Regions from separate parts of the Homo sapiens genome. Here region 1 is linked to region 2. A link is an interaction called in ENCODE POLR2A ChIA-PET data of the cell type or tissue named here. Cell type or tissue: PC-9. All regions are shown on one strand. Links, peaks and the distances in the headings refer to the core of each region. The heading gives the core; the rest is flanking DNA.

Evidence for each region. ChIA-PET counts read pairs that join two places held together with the same protein. Peaks named below come from ENCODE experiments on the same cell type or tissue, not always from the same donor. Only the 100,000 strongest peaks of a DNase experiment are listed, where the experiment ranks them.
Region 1: POLR2A ChIA-PET joins it to region 2 with 6 read pairs; 9 of 35 experiments call an interaction of 5 or more read pairs at or near these places.

Annotation. Positions count from the first base shown.
Region 1 is chr7:5,627,627-5,632,996 of GRCh38, forward strand. The region is part of intron 15 of RNF216 (ring finger protein 216); the gene reads right to left. Among named protein-coding and RNA genes, the nearest start is that of FSCN1, 37 kb to the left of the region's middle. RefSeq lists enhancers at 1-243, 4,661-5,370. In PC-9, for the core only: no CTCF peak of the experiment used is centred there; a DNase peak (open chromatin) is centred at 2,465; H3K27ac peaks cover 831 bases.
Region 2 is chr7:5,521,445-5,526,814 of GRCh38, forward strand. It overlaps LOC221946 (a long non-coding RNA gene), which reads left to right. Exons shown (of 4, transcript NR_126168.1): 2 at 41-185; 3 at 270-402; 4 at 2,899-4,101. Among named protein-coding and RNA genes, the nearest start is that of ACTB, 6.5 kb to the right of the region's middle. RefSeq lists enhancers at 1,566-2,005, 2,076-2,245, 2,436-2,535, 2,646-2,695, 3,506-3,565 and 2 more. In PC-9, for the core only: a CTCF peak has its summit at 3,195; DNase peaks (open chromatin) are centred at 1,837, 2,117, 2,907, 4,154 and 5 weaker places; H3K27ac peaks cover 1,007 bases.

The DNA of each region.
Region 1 (5,370 bases), core at 171-5,170, 110 kb after region 2:
ATCCCAGCTACTCGGGAGGCTGAGGCAGGAGAATGGCTTGAACCTGGGAGGTGGAGGTTGCAGTGAGCCGAGATCGCGCCACTGCACTCCAGCCTGGCGACAGAGGGAGACTCTGTCTAAAAAAAAAAAAAAGACTAGCCACTAACCCCCTTTTTTCCCTCAGACTCTCCCCTGATAAAACACGAGGGACAAGAGAGGCTCTCTTTTGGGGAGAAGAGCTCTGGCCCCCTGTGGCACTGCTGAGGCTGAGAGCATGCAGGCCACTGCCTGATTTTTATCACTAAGCTTCCGTGATAAATCCCAGTGCTCCTGAATAAATCCTATTTCAGAACTCCCTCAGAAGGGTCTGAGGCACCTGCATAGGAGCGCGAGCCCAGGTTTCTGATACAGATCGGCGGGGTCTGGAGGACACTGCAGATAGAACCTTCCCAGCCTGCCATTCAGAGTTCTTCCTGGAGAGGAAGAGGGAGCCTCAGAGTCCCAAGGGAATAAAAGTGTCGCATCCTCACCCTCCGAAGACAGCCACCCCAGAGCCTTTCTTCCAATCCCTCCCTCTGCTCTGATCACTCTCCTGATTGGCAAGTGGAATCAAGACCATTTGCCCTTGAGTCCTGTCTTGGGAGTCACGCCCTTAGGAGTCTAAAGACAGTCTGGTTTGTATTTCACCCAAAATGACGGCACTCAGCTACAATGACCTACAATTTTATCATAAATCATGAGCCAACTGTCAGTTATACCTAGATATAGGGTTAGGTGTTTCAGATTTCAACTGTCTCCAACTGGCTAGAGTCACAGGACACTGTGCTTAATAACTTTAATACAACTTAAAAGTTTTTTTTCTTTTTTAAAATAAAAAAATTACGCTTTTAGCTAATATGTTAGACTCTAAAGGGAAGATTTCTTTCCTTTTCTTTGAGACAGTGTCTTGCTCTGCTGTCCAGGCTGGGGTGCAGTGGCACCATCATAGATCACTGCAGCCTCCACCTCCTGGGCTCAAGAGATCTTCCTGCCCTAGCCTCTTGGTAGCTCAGACTACAGGCGCCCACCACCATATCTGACTTTTTTTTTTTTTTTTGTAGAAATGGGGTTTCACCATGTTGCTCAGGCTAGTCTTGAACTCCTGGGCTCAAGCGATGCACCCAACCTTGGTCTCCCCAAAATGTTGGGATTACAGGCATGAGCCATCACACCCAGCTGGAAGATTTCTTTCTTAATTTGGGGAGGAAGTTCCTTCCACAATCAGTTTCTCTGAAGCATTTGAAATTCCTCAAGTCAAGAGTGAAGACAGGCCAGGTGCAGTTGGCTCATGCCTGTAATCCCAGCACTTTGGGAGTTCGAGGTGGGTGGATGACTTGAGGCCAGGAGTTAAGAGACCAGTGTGGCTAACACGGTGAAACCCCATCTCTACTAAAAATACAAAAAATTAGCCAGGTGTGGTGGCGTGTGCCTGTAATCCCAGCTACTCTGGAAGCTGAGGCAGAATTGCTTGAAGCTGCAGGTGGAGATTGCAATGAGCAGAGATGGCGCCACTGCACTCCAGCTTGGGTGACAGAGCAAGACTCTGTCTCAAAAAAAAAAAAAAAAAAGTGAAGACAATTCCAGTGCTTTGGGAGGCTGAGGCAGCAGGATCGCTTGAGGCCAGGATTTTCAGACCAGCAAGGGCAACACAGTGAGAACCCAGCTCTACAAAATTTTAAAAATTAGCCAGGTGTGGCTACTGGGGGGCTATTTGTGGGGCTGAGGTGGGAGGATCACTAGAGCCCAAGGAGGTTGAGGCTGCAGTGAGCTATGATTGTGCCATTGTACTGGCACAACAGGGGAAGATCCTGTCTCAGAAAAAAAAAAGTGAAGATAACTGAATTGTAAACTTAAAAATGGCAAATTTTATCTTATGCTTCACCACAATTAAAAAGAGGGAGGGGCCAGAAGCGGCGTCTTGCGCCTGTAATCCCAGCACTTTGGGAGGCCGAGGCGGGCGGATCACGACGTCAGGAGTTTGAGACAGGCCTGGCCAATATGGTGAAACCTCATCTCTACTAAAAATACAAAAATTAGCTAGGTGCAGTGGCAGGCGTCTGTAATCTCAACTACTCGGGAGGCTGAGGCAGGAGAATCACTTGAATCTGGGAGGCAGAGGCTGCAGTTAGCCGAGATGGTGCCACTGCACTCCAGCCTGGGCAACAGAGCAAGACTCTGTCTCAAAAAAAAAAAAAAAAAAAAAAAGAGGGAGGGAGGGTTTAGGATTGATTTTGAGGTTAAACATGAGGCCTAGTCCCTCATAAGATACTTCTTGGACTTGGGATAAGTGACAGATGGGGTATTGAGTCCATTCTGGAGTCAAGTCCCTCAGGAAACATTCCAGGCATATGAGCATCACCATCCTGTGAAGAGGACACTTGGAAAAAGGCCACGCTACAAATCTAGGACACACCTAGGCTGCTGGGAGAGGGGAAAAATAGAAGGAAAGAGGATGAGGAGGAGCCAGGGGCTGAGCTGGATCACAGCACAACTGTCCTGCTGTCTCGGGGCTGAGTCACAAACAGGAAACCCTGGTGGTAGAGCTGCCTGGATGGCAGGGTGAACTCATTTTAAAGCAGTGCTGGCTTCTTCAAGAGAGGCTGCTGGCGTCACGGGAAGAACTACAACTCTGGGGCTCCAGACCTGGCTTGAGTGCATATGCAGCTCTACCCCCACTACCTAACCTGGAACCCACTCCTTTCCAAAACAGGTTAGGGTGAGAAGCCAATCATCTCGTACCTTTTTTTTTCCCTCTAGACAGGGTCTTGCTCAGCCCAGGGTGGAGTAAAATGGCGTGATTATAGCTCACTGCAGCCTTGAACTCCTGGGCTCAAGTGATCTTCTCACCTTAGGCTCCCCGAGTAGGTGGGACTACAGGTGTGTATCACCATGCCCAGCTAATTTTTAATTTTTCTTATAGAGATGGTGGTGGAGGGGGAGTTCTCACTGTGTTGTCCAGGCAGGTCTCAAACTCCTGGCCTCAAGCCATCCTCCCACCTCCGCCTCCCAAAGTGCAGGGATTACAGGTGTGAGCCACTGCACCTGGTCTGATCACTCTTATAAAGCGCCAAGCACAGTGACAACAACAGTAGTTAACATGCACTGAGAGATTACTATGCACCAGCCCCTGTCTACACACCTCACATGGACCTCAGTTTCACCACAGCTCCCTGAGTCAGGCACTATGAACTGATTGCCACGCTGCAGATGAGGAAACCCTGGCACAGCGAGGTTGTGACCCAGGCAATCTCGTCTCAAAGCCTGAGCTGTTAACCACATAACCCCTCAGGTTTCTGAATCGGAACTTCTGGCAAACCTGACTGGGGGCCTGAGAACACTGCTGTCGGGCTGGGAGCGTGTGTCAGAGGCAACTGTTCTAAGGTGTGCTTTATTCTATAAAGAGTGCAGAAACACAAGAGGGTTCCTTCTGAGAAGAGCAGAATTCTGAAACCTCCTTTCTCCCCTTACAAGACGTAACAGGACAAAACAAAACAAAACACTTCTACTCAAGGAAACAAACAGCCAAAACGCAGAGCAAGGGGCTGTGTTTTGGAAATTTTTAGGGAACAATCCTCCTTTTCTCAGGCTCAGCTTACCCAGAAGTGCATGTGCCATCCCCTGAAACAGCCCACTTGTCGGCCTCTGGTCCCTGGCACTTGTCCTTTGGGATGAAAGCCAGTAGATTCCTCTTGCCCAGAGTGGGAGTGGGGAGCTTGGGAAAGCTCATAACCCTCATCTCTTGAGCCAGAAATCTAAGCTGCACATGGGGGCCCAGCACTGAGGTGAGAGGCTGTAGTGCCTCCCTGGGTCACTGGTCTCCAGTGGCCTCTGACCAGGTGCTGTTCTCAGCTCACTGGTTTTGGTCCATCTCAAAGGCAGAAGCGAATGCTTCAAGATTTCCTTGCCTGACATGTTTTCTCCTGACACTACCAAGTTACTTGAATCCCATGGGGGTCCCATGACATTTTCTCTTTCTGGCCTCTTCTCGTCACAAAAAACTCAGGGATTTGGTTCTCATCAACATAAAAAAAAAAATGCCATTATTTCTTTTCCTTATACATATTGATTAAAACAATCTTGGGAAACATTGAACAAAACAACACAGCTAAAATCAGCCGTAATTCCTCACCAGAGATCAATCCTGGGAACATTCTGATATCTTTTCCATTGGCTGCTTTTATATCCACACTTCACTGTCAAGCCCACTCAGATTCCATTGTAGAAGGTCACGCTCTGCCCCCACGAGGTCCTGCTGCCTTGTACGGATTGCTTAGCTCACACCCCCTTCTCCACGCCACGGGAGGCTGGCAAGGATTTCATAAGAGGACCCTGAGGCTCAGAAGATGCAGAGAGTGGCTGGACCACCAAGGTGGGCAGTGTGCTGAGGCCAGGGCAGGAGGTCTGGACTTGTAGGTTCCAAGGATGGCCGGCAGTTCTCAACTCTGCATGGCTCAGGCTGGGTTGCTGGGCTCACCCTGGACAGCGGTCTATAGAGGTTCACCTGAACCTATTTGAGATCTGAGTTCCTGTTCATGCCATTTGCCCTGGCCAGTGGGGGCAGGAGGGGCTGCTGGCTGCATCTTTACTCGCTGCCACAGATCCATGACAGACCATGGTGCATCCCCTCGAGGGCTGCAGTCTCTGTGCCTCATCCTTGGTTTCTGGCACAGGCCTTAAGAAGGACCCAGCTGGCCTGAATGAGTTCTGTCTCTGCTCTCCTTCTGGCCCCTCCTAATCCCAGTGAAAACTTTCAAATGAATTCTCAGCACAGCTCCTTTCTGATGAGCAAGGCCAGGCTGAGGTGAGAGGGAGTGGATGCTGATCAGCGACCAAGGTGTCCCTGGATCAGCAAGGGCTCAAAAGAACAAGCGTAATGATGTGTCAGGCCAGGGTAGAAGTTAGCCCTCCAATCACCTGATGTCAGGGGTTCGAGACCAGCCTGGCCAACATGGCGAAACCCCATCTCTACTAAAAATACAAAAATTAGCCAGGCGTGGTGGTGGGTGCCTGTAATTCCAGCTACTTGGGAGGCTGAGGCAGCAGAATCGCTTGAACCCGGGAGGCACAGGTTGCAGTGAGCCAAGATCACGCGACTGCATTCCAGCCTGGGCGACAAGAGCAAAACTCCATCTCCAAAAAACAAAACGAAGCCCTCCAGTGCCCCATCGCTACTCCAGAAGGTGTACCTATGGATCACAGTGGGATCCAATGAGTACCATGACGAAGCACACGAATGGCACCACAGTGGGCAGTGCACCCCAAATGCAGTGTCAAGGACAAAGGGTCAAAGCAGAGAGTGAAACGGGAGTCTCACCCACCCAGCGGAACTGGAAGAGCACTTTCTGTTTTTTT
Region 2 (5,370 bases), core at 128-5,127:
TGGCTAATTTCTCTTCATCTTCCTCACATCCCTTCTGCAGAACCCCTACCCTTCCCTAGACCATGTCACGATTCCGTCGCATCCTCTGCCATTGTCCCTCGGAATATTCCTAGATGGCATTTATCACTGTGGATAGTTACCACTACTCAGCGTTTTGGCTAAGATCAAGTGTTCCATCATCGTGGGTAATTAAATATGCATTTTTAATTAATTAAATATTTAAGTAATTAGTCATATTTGATTAATTAAATATCTGCATTTAATTACAGGTGGCTCATACGTGTAATCCCAGTACTTTGGAAGGTGGAGGCAAGAGGACTGCTTGAGGCCAGGAGTTTCAGATCAGCCCAAGCAATATAGCAAGACCTCCATCTCTACAAAAGATTTTTAAAAATTAGCCAGGTGAGGCCGGGTGCGGCGGCTCACGCCTGTAATCCCAGCACTTTGGGAGGCTGAGGTGGGCGGATCATTTGAGGTCAGGAGTTCGAGACCAGCCTGGCCAACATGGTGAAACTCCATCTCTAGGCTGGGCCTGGTGGCTCACGCCTGTAATCCCAACACTTTGGGAGGCCGAGGCGGGCGGATCACGAGGACAGGAGATCGAGACCATCCTGGCTAACACGGTGAAACCCCGTCTCTACTAAAAATACAAAAAATTAGCCGAGCGTGGTGGCAGGTGCCTGTACTCCCAGCTACTTGGGAGGCTGAGGCAGGAGAATGGTGTGAACCCGGGAGGCGGAGGCTGCAGTGAGCCGAGATTGCCCCACTGCACTCCAGCCTGGGCGACAGAGCAAGACTCTGTCTCAAAAAAAAAAAAAAAAGGAAAGTCTTGGCCAGGCGCAGTGGCTCATGCTGGTAATCCCAGCCCTCTAGGAGACCAACAGATAGAAGGATCACTTGAGGCCAGGAGTTCGAGGCTGCAGTGAGCGACGATTACACCACTGCACTAAGCCTGGGCAACAGAACAAGATCACATCTCTAAAAATAAAAATAAAATAGCCAGGCGTAGTGGCTCACACCTGTAATCCCAGAACTTCAGGAGGCCGAGGGAGGTGGATCACCTGAGGTTAGTAGTTCGAGACCAGCCTGGCCAGCATAGTGAAACCCCATCTCTACTAAAAATACAAAAGAAATTAGCCTGGTGTGATGGCGTGTGCCTGAAATCCCAGCTACTCAAGAGGCTGAGACAGGAGAATCGCTTGAACCCAAGAGGCAGAGGTTGCAGTGAGCCGAGAACACGCCATTGCACTCTAGCCTGGGTGACAAGAGTGAAACTCCATCTAAAAAAATAAATAAATAAAATAAAAGGGCCTCATGCCTGTAATCCCAGCACTTCGGGAGGCCAAGGTGGGCGGATCACCTGAGGTCAGGAGTTTGAGACCAGCCTGTACAATATAACGAAACCCTGTGTCTACTAAAAACACAAAAATTAGCCAGGCATGGTGGCACGCGCCTGTAGTCCCAGCTACAAGGGAGGATGAGACAAGAGAATTGCTTAAACCCAAGAGGTAGAGGTTGCAGTGAGCCGAGATCGCACCACTGCACTCCAGCCTGGGTGACAGAGTGAGACTCTGTCTCAAAAAAATAACAAGAATAAAATAAAATGAAAGTACTGATGGAGTGCACCCGCTACAGTCACCTTCCAGTTGTTACTGATATGCCCAATTCTCAAATGGGGATATGGGCAGTGATGTGACTTCCCAAAGCCACATAGACAACGTGTCTGACAATCAACCAATGCTCCATTCTGTCTTGGAGGTTGTATCTCCTCTTTGGGCCTGTGTCCCCAGTCAATCCATGCCTCTGAGACACACCACCTCCCCAGGGGACTCCTCTGGCCTCCGGAGCCAGCTCAAGCATTCTTCCTCCAGGAAGCCCTCTGGGGAAGCCTACTCAAGAGTGACGGCCCAATTAGCCAGGCATGGTGGTCCACACCTGTAGTCCCAGCTACGTGGGAGGTCGAGGCGGGAGGATTGTGTGAGTCCAGGAGTTGGAGGTTACAGTAAACTATGATCACAGTGCTGCACTCCAGCCTGGGTGACAGAGTGAGACTCTGATTGTAAAAAATGAAATAGGCTGGACGTGATGGCTCACGCCTGCAAACCCAGCACTTTGGGGAGCCAAGACGAGTGGATGGCTTGAGGCCAGGAGTTCAAGACCAGCCTGGGCAATATAGCAAGACCCCATCTCTACAAAAAATAAAACAACAGAAAAAGAGTGACAGCTCCTCTCTCCCTACCCCCATGTCTGCCCATGTTCAGTGATCCTTTGCTTTTTTTTTTTTTGAAATGGAGTCTCACTGTGTTGCCCAGGCTAGAGTGCAGTGGTGCGATCTCAGCTCACTGCAACCTCCACCTCCCAAGTTCAAGCGATTCTCCCGCCTCAGCCTCCTGAGTAGCTGGGATTACAGGTGTGCACCACTATGCCCAGATAATTTTTTGTATTTTCAGTAGAGATGGGGTTTCACCACGATGGCCAGGCTGGTCTCGAACTCCTGACCTCATGTGATCCGACTGCCTCGGTCTCCCAAAGTGCTGGGATGAACTCTTGACCTCACGTGATCCGACTGCCTCAGTCTCCCAAAGTGCTAGGATGACGGGCATGAGACACTGCACCTGGCTCCTTTGTTTTTTGGGGGGAGGGGACAGAGTCTCACTCTGTCTCCCAGGCTGGAGTGCAGTGACACAATCTTGGCTCAATGCAACCTCTGCCTCCTAGATTCAAGTGATTCTTCTGCCTCAGCCTCCCGAGTAGCTAGGATTACAGGTGCACGCCACCCTGCCCGGCTAACTTTTGTGTTTTTAGTAGAGATGAGGTCTCACCATGTTGGTCAGGCTGGTCTCCCTTTGCTTTTTAAAATCTGTGTTTCTGGCCCTCTTCCTCTTTCTCTTGGAGTAGGTGGTGGCAGCAGACGCTTGTGCAGCTATACGCAAGATTAAGGCTGGGACTTCCTTGGCAAGAAGCAGGAGCTGCTGAAGTTGCTGGTCAACCTATGGGTGAAGCTGTCCCAGCTGTGCATCACCAATGTCAGCAGTCCCGTCTTTTTGACACCAGGGACCAGTTTCGTGGAAGATAATTTTCCCATGAATGGGGGCAGGGGGATGGTTTTGGGATGATTCAAGCACATTACGCTTATTGCGTACACCATCTCTATTATTACATTCTAATATATGATAAAATAATTCTACAACTCATCATGATATAGGATCAATGAGAGCCCTGAGCTTCTTTCCCTGCAACTAGATAGTCGCATCTGGGGCTGATGGGAGACAGTGACAGATCATCAGGCATTAGATGCTCATAAGGAGTGCACAACCGCCGGGCGTGGTGGCTCACGCCTGTAATCCCAGCATTTTGGGAGGCCAAGGCGGGTGGATCACCTGAGGTCAGGAGTTTAAGACCAGCCTGGCCAACATGGCAAAACCCTGTATCTGTGAAAAATACAAAAACTAACCAGGCGTGGTGACACATGCCTGTAATCCCAGCAACTCAGGAGACTGAGACAGGAGAATCGCTTGAACCCAGGAGGCAAAAGTTGCAGTGAGCCAAGATCACACCACACCACTGCACTCCAGCCTGGGTGACAGAACAAGACTCCATCTCAAAAAAAAGAAAAAAATTGAGACAGGATCTCACTATGCTGCCTAGGCTGCATTTGGGCTCAAATGACCCACCTGCCTCAGCCTCCCAAAGTGCTGCGATTACAGGCGCGAGCCACCACGCCTGCCTGGCCTATTTTAATTTTTAAGAGTCACGGTCTTGTTCTGTCACCCAGGCTGGAGTGCAGTGGTGCAATCATAGCTCACTGCAGCCTTGAGCTCCTGGGCTCAAGTGATCCTCCCACCTCAGCTTCCCAAAATGCTGGGATTACAAGCATGCGTCACCACAGCAGGCCCAATTAGATAAGGTTTGAAGTATGTCTACACCTGCAAGACCACCACCACAATCGACATAATGAACATCACCCGATGCTCGTGTTCATCAAAGTCTCTGCTCTCTCTTCCTATGATCACAGCATGTCACTGTACACTCATTTGTTTGCCTTCGTGCTTGTGATGTCTTCCCCATTAAACTGGGTGCCTGGTGAGGACACGGAACACATCTGGTTGGTTCTCCTCTATACCCGCACTATCTGGCACAAATAGTGATTGGATGGATGGATGGATGGATGAATGAATGGATGAATGAGCAAATGAATGAATGAATGAGCAAATGAATTAAGTCCTCAATGAATGAATGAATGAATGAATGAATGGGCAAATGAATTAAATCCTCACTTCCAGACTGACAGCTCCTCCAGGGCAGGGTCCTTGTCCAGGTCATCTCAGTAGCCTCCCCCACCGTAGAGTGGTCACTCAATGAATGGGGGTTGAATGATTAAGTGGCCCAAGGTGGCCCAGGGCTCACCACTGCAGAAATCAGACCAAAAGAGCTAGAACCACCCCAGAGAGCCCTTCAGGGGACCTCCAAGATAACACAGGAGGAAGGGTACCACCTTCCTCTCTGCCAGTAGGCCACTGTGCACAGTTGAGAGTCCAGGCCTCCTGGGGGGACCGGATCATTTCCAGAACAACTGCTATGCACCAGGTGGTGTTTGGGGTAAACGGCATCCCTGCAAGGGATCCTCACCCCCTTTTCTTCCTTCATTCTCTGCTGGTGTCAATCACAGCTTCTAGCAGAGGGAAGGCAGGCCAGGCTTGGTTTCTTCTTGCGAGAGTATTTAACTCAGGGCCCTGTAGAACAATGAGAATCTGACCTGCAACTAGCTGGGCGTGCTGGGGCATGCCTGTGTAGTTTCAGCTACTTGGGAGGCTGAGGCAGGAGAATTGCTTGAGCCCAAAGTTGAGGCTGCAGTGAGCCATGGTTGTGCCATTACACTCCAGCCTGGGCAACACAAGACCCCGTCTCAGAAATAAAAAGAGAACCTGGCCTGCAGTGCCAGGCAGGCCCTGAGGTCCAGGAGCCTGGGTATCTCCCTCTGCAGCATGGGTCACGAACAAACTGGGCCCTCAGAGGCCACGGGATGGCGCCCAGTCTCCAGTCACAAGGCAGAATCCAGACCTCAGCCCATAGCTAACCAGAGCTGTCTGCAGGCCAGATATGGCCCCATGGACCCCCTACCCCAACTTGACTTTGATTCCAGGTCCCCCTCTGTCTGGATGAACAGGTAGGAATTGCGGCCTCTCCTAAGCCTATGGGAGCCTGGGCCAGGCTGACCCTCAAGGCTGACAGCCACGATCCCATAGGTGAAGGCAAAGGCGTGGCAGCTAGGAACACCCACTACACCCCCACTCAAGGGAACACCGTGCCCAGCTACCCTGAGACAGCCCCACTCCCAGGAAATGCAGGTGCCAACCAGCCCCAGTGAGG